Linked DNA regions of Mus musculus: region 2 is linked to region 1. The links are chromatin loops, found by intact Hi-C in ENCODE. Cell type or tissue: heart. All regions are shown on one strand. Links, peaks and the distances in the headings refer to the core of each region. The heading gives the core; the rest is flanking DNA. Region 1 holds the start of Wdr60 (WD repeat domain 60). Region 2 holds the start of Zfp386 (zinc finger protein 386 (Kruppel-like)).

What was found. Peaks named below come from ENCODE experiments on the same cell type or tissue, not always from the same donor. Only the 100,000 strongest peaks of a DNase experiment are listed, where the experiment ranks them.
Region 2: a loop joins it to region 1, with 2.5 times the contacts of the local background. A loop is called at or near these places in 3 of 42 quality-filtered maps.

What each region holds. Positions count from the first base shown.
Region 1 is chr12:116,259,842-116,268,176 of GRCm38, reverse strand. Wdr60 (WD repeat domain 60) reads left to right here and starts at 5,152. Exons shown (of 22, transcript NM_146039.3): 1 at 5,152-5,326. The coding sequence starts at 5,312. In heart, for the core only: no CTCF peak of the experiment used is centred there; a DNase peak (open chromatin) is centred at 5,176; H3K4me3 peaks cover 1,160 bases; H3K27ac peaks cover 812 bases; H3K27me3 peaks cover 2,484 bases.
Region 2 is chr12:116,044,931-116,053,265 of GRCm38, reverse strand. It overlaps Zfp386 (zinc finger protein 386 (Kruppel-like)), which reads right to left and starts at 5,542. Exons shown (of 3, transcript NM_019565.4): 1 at 5,400-5,542. The coding sequence starts at 5,408. In heart, for the core only: CTCF peaks have their summits at 3,358 (motif pointing left) and 5,179; a DNase peak (open chromatin) is centred at 5,605; H3K4me3 peaks cover 2,151 bases; H3K27ac peaks cover 1,933 bases; H3K27me3 peaks cover 520 bases.

The DNA of each region.
Region 1 (8,335 bases), core at 336-8,335:
TAGACTAGGCTGGCCTTGAACTCAGAAATCTGCCTGCCTCTGCCTCCCAAGTCCTGGGAATAAAGGCGTGTGCCACCACTGCCCAGTGAGATTGGCTCTTCTTTTGTCTTTTCCTTCCTTCCTTCCTTCCTTCCTTCCTTCCTTCCTTCCTTCCTTCCTTCCTTCCTTCCTTCCTTTCTTTTTCTTCCTTCCTTCCTTTCTTTCTCTTTCTTTTTTAGATTTATTTATTTATTTATTTTATAGTACACTGTTGCTGTCTTCAGACACACTAGAAGAGGGCATCTCAGATTCCATTACATAAGGTTGTGAGCTACCATGTGATTGCTGGGAATTGAACTCAGGACCTGTGGCAAAGCAGCCAATACTCTTAACCGCTGAGCCATCTCTCCAGCCCGAGATTGGCCTTTCTTCATGAGGTAGAGAGACGAATTGTTGTTTTTAGTACGTGCCCACTTTACAGATTGAGCGTGGCCCTAGCAGAGGCATATATAGCCTGATAGCTTTTCAAATTCTTGACTGACCTGTCCTGGTTTACCACAATAATAGCAGGAATCACTCATCCCAAAACTAGGTTAGTTTCCTTAGACTGAACCAGATGGCTGCCACACGAAATCCTAGGAGTTCCTGAGTTAGGAAGAGAATAACTTTGTGTTAAGCTTTCAGCTTTATCTTTTTACTTGTGCAATGCGGCCCTTCTGGCTTTTGAGGTCTCCTCTGGGTTATTAAAGGCTTTCAGGGCCATGTTAAATAAGGGTGAAAAGGATTCTTATGGTCTCTGATATATTTTTCAAGTTTAAGTCTAATGTCTGGAGTGGGTTGGTCTATATGACAGATAGTATGGCTTGGCCTTCCTGACACTCAGAATCTATTCAATTATACTCATTTGTGTTTTTCAAGTAGCCTAGGTTGAAATACAGCAGGATTCGTGGAAGTTCCCTGTGTTATTTCCCACAATTTGTTTTGTTACTAGGTTAATACTGACCTTTTTGAGACTCTCTAATAGGCTAATAACCAGGAAGTTCCAAAGTATCCTTTCATAATGTCCTATGTCAGTGGCATTTATGAGCAGTGAAGCTCTGTATCAAGAGACCTTGGCCTGTTTGTAACTGAATTGTGAGCATGAGTCTCATCAGCTCAGATATATGCTAAAGACTGAGTATGAGATTGAAATGACCTCACAGGTAAAGCAGATCGGGCCAGTTATACTCACAAATGAGTATAATTGTGGTATAAGTACCACAATTTGTCACAAAGGAAAACACTTTTTTTTTAAGTGAGAAAGTAAGGATAACATTTAGACTGATCGATTTCTGAAAGCATATCTAGGAGTGAGTCAGAAGCAATAGAAAGAATGAGACTTTTCATGTGTCGCATCCCCCAGATGCTCTTTGAAGGCAACAGAGGCCCCTGTTGTCAAGGATGAGACCTGCTCTGAACTGGTGTGACTCTTAAGAATTAGAGATCCTCTCAATTTGAGAAGGGGAGCCTGGTTTCAGTTCAGAGCCAAATATACCTTGTTGATCAGGCTGGATTGACCTTGAAGGAAAAATACAAACTGAAACTATGAATTAAGTAATGAGGAACTGGCCACAGGCTGGGGCAATCATACCATGCCAGAGAAAGAAAAATCCTAGATACCCCTCAGACCAGTCTAGCTGGAGGGAGAAACAACATTCCTAAATAGTGTGAACCACTAGGTTTTCTCCTCGCTGCCCCAGAGTGGTAGCAAATGCTAGGACAGGGAAAATGAATGAGAGAGGAGAAGATAGAGTTCTTAAAAGTATTTGTTGATTCATCCTGAGTGAGCTACTGTTTGCAGCCATGCATATTGACAGTGAAAGAGATCCCAGAAAGAAAGTCAGAGTGGCCTTTTACCCTTAGGGACTAACAGTGGTCATTCTATTTATTTATTTATTTATTTATTTATTTATTTATTTATTTATTTATTTTCTACTGCCTTTAGGTTTCAATAAAGAGTGATTTTAGCCAAGATCTTTCCATTGCAATTTTTCTAAGAATCTCACAGCAAATACCATTGACAGGGAAAACACATGCTCTAAATCCCGGTGCAGCTATAGTGGCTCCTGCTTTCTTTCACCTTACTAGATTATACTCCCAATCAAGACATCTTCAGAGCTACCCCATTTATTTCACACACCAAATGAGAAAGGGGACATTTTCCTATACCCTTTTAGTATAATCTGAGAGTCCCTGAAATGATGTATATGGATAATGCCGAGACAGTTATTTGCTCAGTCTCCCTTGAGGAGCCTCTCCCGCACTTGCGTGTGTCTTACTTTCTTCTGAGTGCCTCTCTTCACCTTGACCCTTGTGCTTAAGCCTATATTAAAATCTCTGCTTTACTATGTTGGCTATTCCTGAAACTATTTTCATCACTGAAGCCATGAATTTCAATTTAGCCTGAGTTGGGGATCTCTAAAAGTCTGGAACACCTAGGCTGCTGAGGTGGCAGTGTGGAGCTATGAGACTGATGACAGTGTTTGGCAACAGGTATTTGGGCTCCACAGTCAACCTAACTTACTGCTTGAGAGTTTTTTTTTTTTTTTGTTCAGTTTTGATAGGGATCATGCACAAGTAAAGTGCAGCTACATTGCTGTTAACAGTTCTGGGCTTTGAGTGTTAGAGACTCAGCTTGTAGTGTCAGCACTCTCCAAAGCAGATAAGGGTTAGCACCTCTCTCAACAGCTTCTCAGAGAACTTGGAAGCGCTCTGTTCTCTTACTGTTCTCAAGAGATAGCAGCCCTTTTTGTTACTGACTCTCAATATAATTCTCTCAGCCTGCTCTAGACATTTAAGTAAGAAAAGTAAAACTGTGGGAAAGCAGCTTTATTAAGATTTATGCTGCAGCACAGTACAATATACTACGCTGCTGAGAGTAGCAAGTGTGATGGAGGCTTGTCTGGACTGACCTGAGGAGAGTGAGTGAGAACAGAGCTGCCTGTGCAGACAATAAGGGAAGACATGGGCATACATGCAGTCTCCTTTCTGCTGCTGAAGGAGTCTCTAGCAGAGGGTTGCCCATCTTCCTAGGCATGCTGGGCCTGATGCTTGTTCTGTCTGAGTATCAGAGTGGAACATTCAGAGTGGCTGTAGAGGTAGGGGAGTGATATCAATTCAGGAAAGTTTCAGGGCACCCGAAGCTGCTGTAGCCATCGTAAAGACTCCTGAACTGAACTAGTCACAGGGCATCAGATATAGCCAAGGTCTTGAGTAGTCCTCTGGAATAGCTCTTGAGGCATATCTGGCAGCCTGGCTATGCTCCAGTGTGGCAGCTATCTCCAGTAGCTAAGCCTAGAGAAAGGGTGACTCAGTCCAGCCTTTCCACTAGCCTAAGTAGTTCCAACTATCAAAGGTGGAAAGAAGAAAAGGAAGTGTACACCCTGGGGAAGGGTAGGATACTGATGCTGTTCTGTCTCATTGCCGCTTTGTATAAATACCTAGCTTATGTTAACAATATAGGTAGTCTTTATGGAACACCAATATACAAAGACATCCTGCCAATGCCACATGTGACTTTAAAGCCTAGAGAGATGTGAGAGAAAGGTACTGAGTTTTGTAACAAAGTTGGTTTTCACTGTGAAATAAAAAGGCTTTGTTTGTATCCATAATAATGTGAAATTATAAATTAGTGTATAATCTAATTAGGGACATGGAAATTAAAAATGAAGACTATACACAAAAGAGAACGGAGGATAGCAACAAGTACATAAGTTATAAACTTTGAATTAAATCTGTAGGAAAGTGGTGCTGGACCAACACAGGAATGTTTGGGAAGAGTGAATGGACAGGGTGAAGGATCCATCTCCCAGGCAGGCCATGCATCTGAACAGTGTGTGAATATTTAGGCGACTGCAGTGAGCAGAGAGTGGTGTTCCTTACTCGATCCTTCCCCTTCATTACCTGACTTTATTCTTTCCCCATGAACCTATCCCAACATCCAACTATAGCACCTGTCTCCCATTTGAATGCTTTGTAGCTTCACATTAAGAAGTTTTGTGTCATGACATTCAATACCCTTCACAAATTTGCACACACCTCCCTTTTCATCTCTAGCCATCTCTCCAGTCATGAAATCCAGACCCTTTGTTACAGGTGTGCTCTGCTCATTAAAGAAGCTTCTAATCACATGTGGGCTTTGGGTACTTGGGAGGTGGCTAGTCTTGACATATTCTGTAAGTAAAGAATTTTGAAGACACTACAAGTTTTTAAAAATACGTTAATACTTCAAATATATACTGCACGTTAAAGTGATAACAGTTTATGCCTGTCTCTGGTAAAATATACTATTAAATTTAACCTTTTTCAACTTTTGAAAATGTAGCTCCTGGGGTTGGGGAGATAGCTCCGTAGATAAAGCATTTGTCATGCAAGCACGCAGACCAGGGTCTGGATCACCATCACCCACGTAAAAGTCAGATGGGGCAGCCTGCTTCTAACCTCAGTGCTCATGAGGCAGAAATGGCCATAGGCAAGAACCAGTAAAATTCTGTAAGAACTGGACCAAAATAAACCACAGCCAACACCAAGATTACCTTCCCTCTAAGAAATGTACTGGATTAGTAGAAACAAAGATAATAGACCTTAAGCAAAGATGAAAGACTTAATGTATGTTAGTACCTTTTGTATGACAAGGATTTGGCTTAGTGACCTTTGTGTGGTGTTAAGTGAGTGGAAAGTCAAATTCTAACGTGGGTTACAGTAATATGTAACTTAGAAAAGTGTGCGAATAGTAAACTTCTCATCTGCAGAAAAAGCTCAGAATGCTAACATACGATCTAGATACTTCCTAAGTATCGCTAGGCAGACAGCCTAGTCTTGAACTCACAAAGATCCTTCTGCCTTGTCTCCATTGTAATAGAATTAACTAAAGGTGTGCGCTGCCGCAGTTGGCCACAAATGATTTTCATGAAAAGACAGTCTATAGGGTGTGAGTTGAGGAGGCAAAGCCTTGTTCAAGTATAAAGCTCAATCACCGTTTCCTTCCCATCTCTCGTTGTCAACTGTGAGGGTCAAAGAAGGATCAGACAAAGAAACTCAAGACATAAGAAAAGGCTCCTGCGTGTTTGCAGAAAACACGGGCGCGCAGGCGCGCGTGCTGGGGACGGCCGCGGGGCATGCTGGGCCAGCGCCTTCGGCCCGTTGCTAGGAGGCGGGGACGCCGGCCCTCCTGGGACCCAAGTCGCAGCAGGCCTGGCTGGCTGGTAGAGCTGAGCGACGGCGGGTTTATCTTCCTCCGGTGGCCCGCGCCTGCTGGGCCGAGGACACGCGGCTGTCCCGGCCTCGAGGAGCGATGGAGCCTGGGAAGGTCGGTGCGCCGCGGGGCCCAGCCTGGTCCGGCCCGCGCCCCCATTACCCCCCTCTTTCTTGGCAATGGAGATCGGGTTCCTCCTGGGCCTGCACTTAGGAGAGAGCTGGAGGCGGAGTTTGGGTCGAGGTCTCAGCTCTGCTGTTGCCTCTCACTTCTTAGCTCCAGGTGCGGTTTGTGGAGGAGTTTCTGGACTCATCCAGAGGCGAGGCTGAGTGTCAACTTCAGGAAGGCACAGGACTCCTGAAAAAAAAGTGCCGCAAGGTGAAACATGAGTCTCGTTAAGGTAGAAGGTTGTTGACTTTAACTTTGGTAGGTCGTTTATATCAAAAATCCATCTCTTAGGTTTTCCGGTTTGGTGCAATACAGGTTTTTAAAGTATGTCCTTATGGCCCTATTAACAACTCATGATAAATCCTATGAATTACCTTAGCGTCTATTATAAAGGACCCTTGTCTGCTTTAATTAATTTAGGTCTTCTCTTTCCATCTTTTAGTTTACTGGGTAAAAGTTTGCCCATTTTGTTGATCTTTCTGAAAGAGTCAGCTCTTTAGTTTCATTGATTCTTCGTACTGGTTTGTGTTGTTACAGTTTCTTTGATTTCAGTCCTGAGTTTGATTTTTTTTTTTTTGTGCCATCTACTCTTTTGGGGTTATTATTTCTTCTTGTTTTTCTAGGGCTTTCAGGTGCATCATGAAATTACCAATATAAAACCTCTCTAGTTTTTTGGTGGAGACACTTGGTGCTATGAACTTTCGTCTTACAAACTGTGTTCATTGTGCCCTGTAGGTTTGGCTATGTTGAATTTTTATTCAGTTTTAAAAAGTTTATTTTCCTCTGTGATTTTTGTTTTGACTCAATTTTCATTCAGTAGTAAGTTGTTCAGTGTCCATGAGTTTGTTTGGTATTGTTGATATTCAGCTTTACTCCATGGTGGTCAGATAGGATTCAGGGTGCTATTTCAGTTTTCTTATATGTATTGAGGCTTGCCTTGTGTTCTAATATGTGATCATGAGCTTTGGAAAAGAAAGAATATTCTTTAGAGTTTGGGTGGGATATTTGTGTGTGTGTTTGTCTGTCAATTTGACTTACGATATTTTTTGTTTGTTTTGTTTTTTCATTTGCTTTTTTAAACTCCAGCAACTTCTCTGTTTAGTTTTTTTTTTTTGGATGACCTGTCTGGATGGAAGTCAGGTATTGAAGCCATGCACTACCACTGTGGTTTTTATCTGTAGTAGTGTTTCTTTTATGAACATAGGCACTCTTGTGTCTGGTGCATAAATGTTTAGAACTGCCATTGTTGTGTTTTATAAAAAAGAAAAAGAAGCCAGGGATATGTTTGGTAGGGGTGCGGTGTGGTGTGGGGGAAGAGTGTCCCTCTGCAGGCCCATGCTGAGGCATCCCTTCCCCCTGAGGTAAAGGTATAGTATAGAATAGAGTTTACTTAGGGCATGGTGAGGGGAGTTAGGAAAGAGAGGGAGAGGGGGGAGAGGGGGAGGGGGAGAGGGAGAGAGCAGCCATTAACAGGTGGCAAGAGAGGAAGGAAGGGAATGGGGAGAGAAGGGACAGAGGATAAGCAGTTAAGAGGGCAAGAGGAGAGAAGAGAGTGAGGAGGGGTAAGCCGCCTCTTTTACAGTGAGTCAGGCACACCTGGCTGTTGCCAGGTAACTATGGGGTACAACCTAGAAGAAATGCTAACGCAATATTATTTTTTTCCTTTTGATAGATTTTTTCCCCCTTGAGGAGTATATAATGTCCTTTTCTATCTCTTCTGGTTAGTTTTGGCTTGAACTCTCCTTTGCCACATACTAATATGGCGACACCTGCTTTTTTCGTGGGCCGATTTGCTTGGAATACCTTTTCTAGCCTTTTTAAATCCCTAAGGTAATGTCTGTCATTCATGGTGAGGTTTGTTTCTTGGATGCAGCAGAAAGATGGGCCCTGTTTTCTAATCCAGTCTACTAGTCTATGTCTCTTTATTGGGTAATTGAGACTACTGATGTTGAGAGTTCTTAATGAGCAGTATTTATAATTCCTGTTACTTTGTTTCTGTGGGATGATCTACTCTAATGGGATTGTTTAATCCTTAAATCCTCTGGTGTGTCCTCTGGTGTATGCATAGTCAACCTTCTCCTCAGTATGTAGTTTTCTTTTAGTGCTTTCTGAAGAGCTGCATTAGTGGACAGCCATTTTTTTTTTTTGTATCATGTTTTTTTTTCTGAATGGATTGTGATTGATAGTTTTGCTGGGTAGAGTAGTCTAGGCTGTCATCTGTGGTCTCTCAGACCTTGTAGAATATCTGTCTATGTCCTTCTGGCTTTTAGAATCTCTATTGTAAAGTCAAGATGTTACTCTAGTGGGCCTGCCTTTACATGTGACTTCGTCTTTTTCCCTGGCCTTATTTATATTCTTCCTTTGTTCTATACATTTAGTGTTTTGATTATTATGTGTTGTAGGGAATTTCTTTCTGGTTTGGTATTCTGCATACCTGTTATAACTTGATAGAGCATGTCTTTCTTTAGGTTGGGAAATGTTACTTCCGTGATTTTATTAAAAATATTTACTGTGCCTTCAATGTGGGTCTCCTCTCCTTCTCTACATGGATTATTCAGAGGTTTGATTTATTTCATAGTGTTCTGTTTCCTGGGTGTTCTGCGCTCCAATTTTATTTTAGGTTTAACATGTTCTTTGACTGAGCTATCCATTTCTTCTACCTTGTATACAGACCTGGAATTCTCTTTTGTGTCCTAACCCACTGGGGGGGGGGGGGCTTACCTTGAGGTTTTTGTTTGAGATCCTGAGTCTTTGGATTCCAGATTTATTTCAGTTTGGGTTTTCTCTAGTGATTCAATTTCTTCATGTTTTGAATTGTTTTCGTTATTTATTTGAACTGTCTGGTTGTGTGTGTGCACGAATGTATGTATACGTGTGTTCACAGTCTTCATTAAAGCTTTTATTCACATTCCTCTTTAAGGACCTTGAACATATTTGCAATTCCTCTTTTGAAAC
Region 2 (8,335 bases), core at 304-8,303, 210 kb after region 1:
TTACCTCTGATGGAGACTATGGGGACCTGAGTGGAGGGACCACGGTTCTGCCTTCCATTTGATACTTTGTAAAGTACTCAATACCAACTCTGGAGATAAAAACAAATGACACACACACATACACACACACACACACACACACACACACACACACACACACACACACACACAATTTTAAAAAGAGAAAGGTAAAAGAGGAAGAGAGGGAAAACAGAAGCCTGTCTGCATGGAACAGCCTAGCAAAGCCAAGGTTACTTAAAGCAATGAATATAATGTATACGATCAGGAGGTGGATTGGTCTACGAGACCTGTTACTTTAGGAAGTGAGGTTTCTGTAGGTCACAATATGATGTGTAAAATAGAGGCTTCCTAGTTTCTTGTCTTGTGTGGCTCCATTTTGAGTGAAAAAAGCAAAATGACTGTGTGGCTCATCTGTTCGCTAACCACGAAGCAAAAACTAGTAACTGGTCATACAAGTAAAACAGCTTTCAACTATCAGTTTAATAAGGTAGACTGTAAACTATAGTGACCTGTGAGCATATTAAAGTTGTATCAGAAAAGTCAGGCCTGGGAACTAATTTAGAAGTCCAGATGAATCAACAACGTAACACACGCTCACCTGGAATCTATCGTAAGGACACCTGAGCACCCAGTTTATGTGTCAAGGAATCATGGAATAATCCCAGATTTCCCCTGGGTGTCATTTTCTATGGTCTTCCCTGTGAATGATCTCGATCCTTAGAAAAAGGGAGCAGAGCCTATGGTGGGGCTCTTGTGTTTCCTCAGCACTTCTACTTCTGGGTTCATTAATATCAAGCCGGACAGGCCAGCCACATGGGGGAAACTGAGGGAACAAGGAAGGCAAAAGGAGCCTCTCACCCTGGAGTCTGCTTGATGTCCACTCAGATAAAAGTCACAAATTACAACCTAACAGAGTCTGCTGTGAAAGCTGCTTTCATAGAGACAAAGTTCCCTTTATACTCGGATAGTTCAAATAAAATACTGAAACACCAATGGACAATGCTTAGGACCTAAATACAGCCAATCTCCAAATACAGCCTTCGCCCTTTTCCACATGTTATCTGAGAACTTCACAAAAGACTATTAACTGCAGTTTACATTAAAAACACTAATTATTCATGCATTCCTCACAAGCTATGTTAGCCAGGGCACAACAGGAACTGGCCTATGATCTTATTTAAGTTTTTCAGCAACCTTTTGAGGTGCAACTTCAGAACACACTGACATCTGTTTACTGTAAGGCAATTATTACAGACTGTAAAGAAGTCTATGTCCACACGTGGGTGTATCTTCCCCTTTTAGAGAACCTGTTTCTACTGACCTTCATGCTCCAGTTTATGTTATAACCTCTTCCTAACAAACTCCAAGTCTGGTACATACTGGCTCACCCTGAAATTCCTCTCTGTGATAAACAATCCCAGCTTTACCAGAGCAGGGGCTTCTTTTACAAGAACCATCATGAAACTGTTTACACCTGTGTACACCCACAGCTGCTAATATCTTCGCCTATAATGGCCTTTTAAATGTATCAGCTTTTTAACCTCTGACTGCAATAAGGCCTCTTTGAACTCTGTAGCCATTATATGATACACACGCGAGGGCGCGCGCGCACACACACACACACATAATTATAATGATAATGCATATTATAATAAAGATAATGCATATTATAATAAAAGAATCTGTGATTGCTAATGGCAGCTGTCAAGGAATATCTGACTGCCTGGTGGATAGCAGCTAATAGAACTAGCTTACTTTGTAAAAGTACTCAGTTTTGGAAACCTATGTATTCATGTTTCTGACAAACCACTTTCATGACACCAGGGAGAGGGAGCTTAATTTCTAGGGTTTCATTGGAACAAGCAGGAGATACTTGGGTATCAAGGCCATCCCCACACACATGGTACATTCTCAAGCGAACATATGTTTTATTAGTGTTTCTTCAGTTCTTCACAGACCTATAAGCCTAGATCAGAACACAGCTCAGACGATGGCTATACTGACAACAGAATCCTTTTTATACATACGGTACATAACACAATACAGTTTGCAAATGCTGTTGACAGCTAAGACCCCTATCTCACAAAGATAGATGTAACCAGAAAGGGAGTCCTCTAAGCTTATAAATCTACAGAGAAAAACCTACACTCCGCTTTAGTCTCCTGTTCTCATCCCTTGCACAAGTTCTCCAATGCTGCTCTCAGGTAACTATCAGTTCTTTCTCTGACATCAGCCCCAGGCCACGGAATGAATAGTATACAGAACTGACTGTGACTAGGAAGCTCATGGAAGAATTCAAGATTCCTGAACCGAGAAGCACAAGTTAGTAGGCGAAACAATAAAGTTTCGTGGTATGAAACAATTATCTCTTCCACTATAATACAAGACAGAGATAACCAGGACTAAGGTAACCCTGGTCAATCAGGCAAGAGAAGAAAGAGCAAAGAAACACATTAATCATTAGGTCTATCACAAAGACAATGTGGCTGCTCATATCCCTAAGAGATGGGATGAGATGGGGGCATCCTGAGACTCGATTCTGGGACTCTGCCTACCATATCCTCCTTCATCCCAGTTGCACAAGGCATGCAGGAGTGAAAGGTTAAGATGCCATGATCCAGCCTTTTACGTCCTGGACACACTTTGTGGAATGAGACTTCTCAGTGCCACAGCAGCTTTGCAGGTACCCATATTCCTATACACAAACCCAATGGATTCACTGGCTTCCAAAGCCAGGTTCAGTGGAGTCCCTGCTTTACTCTGAGCACGGTGCCCTAACTAGACTGATTACACTTTTGTTCATATCTGCCAAGGAGAAGAAATGCAACAAAGTTTGTAGGTTTTGAAAAAGCTTCAGGGTTTAAGTGAGGAAAGGACACACTTGGCTGTGACTCAGGCCCCCGATCTGTGTTAAGTCAGCTCTTGTGGACATCTGAATGCATTTACTTGCCACCGCTCACGTAGCTGAGTCTACTGGGTCACACACCTCACCGCCAACTTTGTGAGGTTGCATCTTTATTGCTTTGTGATGAGGTCTCACATGTAGACCAGACATGCCTTGAGTTCTAAATTTTCCTGTGCCTTACTCATTAATGGGCTTCTGGAAGCCTCAGTGTGAGTTCTAAACTCTCCAGGCCCTTTTCTCAAGTTGGCAACACGACTTGACTCCAGGCCTACCTATTGTTCCTAGAAGGAGCCTATGTGCATAGTGAAGGATCCAAGTTAACACCTTCCATTGGACTATATCCTGAACGTCGAGGCTCTGGGAGAAGGGGCAACTGAACGCATGTTACATCTTCTGGCTTAGATGGATGGGCAAGGTTTCTAAGGGCTACAACAGCACCACCTGCTGTTTACTCCAAGAAGAAGTTTTGCAGCACATCCTACCAGTGGCTACCTAACACGATGGATTCTAAGAACTTGGATTAGTGATTCAATACACAGGGAACAGGTGCCAGGCCAGCATTACGAATAAGTGTCCCATGAACCACAGAATCAACTGATCAGAGCTCACAGGGGCTCACAAAGACTGAAGTGACCATCAGGGAGCCTATAAAGGTCTGACCTAGGTCCTCTGCATATCTGTTATGATTGTGTAGCTTGCTGTTCTTGTAGAACTCCTAACAGTGGGAGCAGGGCCTGTCTCTGACTCTTCTGGGACCCCTTTCCCCCTACTGGGTTGCCCTCATCCAGCGCTGACATGTGCCTAGTCTTACTGTAACTTATTATGCTGTGTTCAGCTGATATTCCTGGGAGGCCTGCTCTTTTCTCAAGGGATGAGTGGATCTGGGAGAAAGGGAAAGTGGGGGTGGGCTGGGAGGAGGGAGGGAGGGGAACTGCAGATGGCATGTAATATGAGAGGAGAATTTAGAAAAAGAAGTACTCTGTAAACATCGGGTGTGTTTGAAAGGAAAGCTGGGCACAGAACTGTTTAAACTACAAATGCAGTGCAGCTATTTTTGAAAGCACGAAGCAGAATGACCATATAACCTAGCAGACACTAAGGGATTGAAGTCACAGTGTTGAAAAAAATGGCTACTCCACCATGTTGACTTCAATACTGTTCTTGGTCACCAAGACATGCATACAACAAACAAAAGGGCTTCTAAGGTCAGAGTCTACGAGCCTGAGGGCATCCAGCTGCTCCCTCACTGCACCTCGAAGCTCAGGCTGTTGTCTAAGGAGTGGGCACAGAGGTCAATGTGTGCTAGATAATAAGCACACAGCAGTTGTGGACACAAGGTGCCAGGCCCAAGTGCAGGAAATCACTAAAGCTGAGGGTGGGGGTCACGAAAGGGGAAAAACTCAACCGAAAAACATTGTGGGAAGGTATCTGTGGCTTAGAAGGCGAAAGGAGGAGCGTACAAAAACCAAATCAAAAGACTTAAACAAACAACCAGCCTGGGTGTTGAAAGGGTGAACTGTTAAGAAGCAAAAGACGCAAAATTTCTACAAAATGGTATTCTGAGGATATCTCACATGTATGACAGCAAATGTGATTAAATGCGCAGACCTGCAAAAGACTGGACCTAACAATACTTCCTTGTCCTCACCCCTCCCTGAGGATTTGTGGGCAGTGAACAGTTGGTAAGTGGTTGAGAGATATTTTCTAGTGTCCTGTTGCCACTAATTATATGCCCGGGCTCCTGTAATTAATCCCTCGGTAAATAACCCTAACGAAGTTCCTTGGCTTACCAAACGATAGACTTTTGTCTATCCTAGAGCAGCTAGGAAAGAAGGGAGTTATCGTGGGAGAGGGACAGGAAAGAAACAATGGAGGATATGTTCAAAATACATATGCATGTGTGAAAATGCCATAATGAAACTCATTAGGATGTATAATTAATATATACTGATACAAAAACTTAAAGAAAGCCAACGATAAAGCGCCATTCATTAAATCTTTAGAAAAACGATGTCAAAAGCCATCTGATTGAAATACATCACGGTAACCCATCAGTTGATATTGATTGGGAATGGCACACAGAGTTGCAGGGTGGGGAAAGAGTTTCGGATCTGACCTATTTCTGGTACATCCACCAGGCGCAAGGGGGAAACGGGAAAACTCTGGGAGGCGAGCGGGAGCCCCGCTGCTGTCCCGCAGGAACCTCCGCCACGGAGACTGGATTATCTGATGCTCCTTCAGGCCATCTCCCGCAGTCTGCTGGCTGCAGACACAGAGGCCGCTGCAAGGCAAAGGCCTGGTAGCAAAATCAGTGTTTGCTCTGCTCCTCCCTTCCGGGGCACCCGAGGACGCCAGGTCCGTGCAGCCGCCCAACTCCGCCCTAGGCCGAGCCGACCAGGCCCGCCCGGCGCCCCCTCGGAGCGCAGACTCCCGCCTACTCAACCCTCCGCGCAGCCTCGCGACCATTGCTCACCATCTCCATGGCTCTCCTGCATCTCCAGCACCCGTGATTTCGTAAGGGCCACCGGGGCTTCCAAAAGCTGGAAAACACGCTCACATTTTCCAACACAAAGGTCGCGTACGGGATGTGGACTCGCGATATTGTCAAGGCTCTGTGAACTTGATTGGCGGGTTCTCAGCCAATACTTTTCCAGCAAAGTGACTGCCATCACTCCCGCCCCGCCCTCCTGATCTTGATTGACATCAGATAGCACCAACCCACGGCCGAATGAGGTCCGAAAGGCAAGTTCTAGGATGAACCTGTTTTTGAGGCGGGCTTCGACGGATTTAGTTTCCAGGGCGACCTGTGGCTTTTCCTTCTTCGTTATGCCTTGCGACTCATCACTTGTACTTGTGTAATCATATGGTCCACAAGTCAGGGAACATAACGACAATTAATTTTATATTTCCTAGACCATGTTTGGACTCGGATCTCCTTCCTGGGTTTTGAGATAGGAAGCATTCCCAAGTCAGCAGTGTCCAGTACAAATGAGAGGTTCAGTTTAAACTATTCTAGTGTTCATTTTAAGAAATTTAAAGAGCGGTGTGTGCTAGAGCACGCTTCATATCCGAGTGCTGAACAGGCATTAACATGTTCAGGGGCCAGTGAGGATGTACCCTTCCCTCATAATCAGCTTGAAAGGAGACCCTTCTTTCCCTGGTAGCACTAATTTTTTTAGAAAAGGAAGCATCAAACGGATGTTACAAATGGCTTGGGATATCAGGATTGTACCTAATATGATGCTAGTAGAAAAGGGAAAAATTCTTGTGTTATGCTTGCTTAAAGATTTTATTTCATATAATACAGTTTCTAATGTGACAGTTATCAAGGGCCCTTCAAGATTAATGACACTTGCTAATATATTAGTGGAGAATTTAGTAATTGATGATCCAATTATGGACTATGGCTAGAAGGATGGTTTAGAAGATAGAAAGGGTTGATGTCTTTGGTCCTAAATTCTCTTGTAATTATAATGGAAATATTAACTGCAGTAGGATGCTGCTTGCTTGCTTGTTTTCTTCCTTCCTTTCTTTTGTCAGTGACCTTTTAAATTTTTTTTAAGATTTGTTCTTATTTTGTTTATTCTTTATTCTTCTATCATATATTTTACATCCCCATGGTAGTCCTCCCCCCAACTTCCCTTCTCCCCCATATCCAACTAGCCTCCTCCCCTCAGGGAAGAGCAGACCTCCCAGGGACCAAACACTGCATACAAGCTACAATAAGACTTCACTCACATCAAGGCTGTATGAGGCAATCCAGTAGGATGGAAAGGGTCCCACAGGTAGACAACAGTATCAGTGACAACTCCTGTTCTCACTGTTAGGAATTCCACAAGAGACCAAGCTACTCAACAATAACTGATATGCAGAAGACCTAGGTCAGATCCCTACATGCTCTCTGATCTCTGAGAGCCTCGACGAGCTCCAGTCAGTTGATTCTGTGGGCCATGTTCCTGTGGTATCCCTGATCCCTCTGGTTCCTCCGATCCTTCTTCCTCTTCCTCCACCTCCTCCCACAGCTCAGCCTAATGTTAGTCTGTGGGACTCTGCATCCATCAGCTGCTGGATGAAGTCTCCGGATGACAATTCCGCTAGGCTCAGGTCCCAGAAGACTCTGCAAATAGGACAAACTGTAGCTCTAAGGTTTTGTGATTGGGTTGGTGTTCCAATCCCTCCACTTGAGGTCTTGCCTGGTTACAGAAGATGGCGGGTTCAGGGTGTGGCCCCCATCACTAGGTCACTCTCATAGAATCCATGGCATTTCTGTTGCACTAAGTTTCCACCTTGCTCCTGAAATGCCTCTTCCACAATCCTGTTTATTTCTCCCAATATATTTTCTCCCCATTGTACTTGATTCCTCTGTTCCCAAGCCCACCTGCCCCAGTCCACACATGATATTTATTTTGTTTCCCCTGCCCAGGGAGATTCTTATGCACCCCCCCCCCACGTGTTACTTAGCCTCTCTGGTCTGTGGACTATAGCATGATTGTCTTTTATACAGCTAATGTCCTCTTATAAGTGCGTACATACAATGTTTGTCGTTCTGAGTCTGGGTTACCTCACTCAGGATGGCCTTTTCTAGTTCCATTCTGCATTATTTCTTGTATAAAGGAGCTTAAACAAACAAACAAAAATCTTCATTGAAACAACAACCAACAAACAAATGTCCAAAGTGTGTTAATATAACCTAATATTTTACCTATTAGAACAGACTGCCCATACTATGATAGTTAATGAATGCTACATAAGTTTTTTTAAAAAATTAATATAAATCTAAAAAGATTGATAAAGTAAAGGAAAAAGAGGAGGGAATTATAGGAAGCAAATGTTTCACTTTCAGTATGAGGTACATTTAGATCACACAGAGTCACAGATAAGAAGAGACACTAAGGCTTTGTGTCCTGTATCAAGTAGCTGGCCCTGCTTAGCTAGTAGGTACCCCCAGTTCTCCACTGACCTGAAAAGTACGCTCACAATGCTCACTCTGTAAACGCACTGATTTCCTAAAATAGATTTTAGTGGAGCGAGCAGGCATTTGTTTACATTGACCCAGGGAAAGAAATCCAGGAACATATGAATTCATTAAAAATGTCTTCTATGCCTTTAGAAGGGAATTATTTACCTGTTATACCCATCGTGCTGGATAGTGCTACTGGATAGTTCATGTCAACTTGATATGTTATCTAAAAGGAGAGAACCTCAATTAAGAAAACGCCTCTATAAGATCAGGCTGTCGACAAGCTCGTTTTCTTAGTTAGTGACTGACGGGAGAGCCCAGCCTACTGTGGGTGGTGCCATTTCCGGACCAGTTCCTGGGTTCTATAAGAAAGCAGGCTAAGCAGGCCATGGAGAACAAGCCAGTAAGCAGCACAGCACTCCTCCATGGCCTCTGCAGCAGCTCCTGCC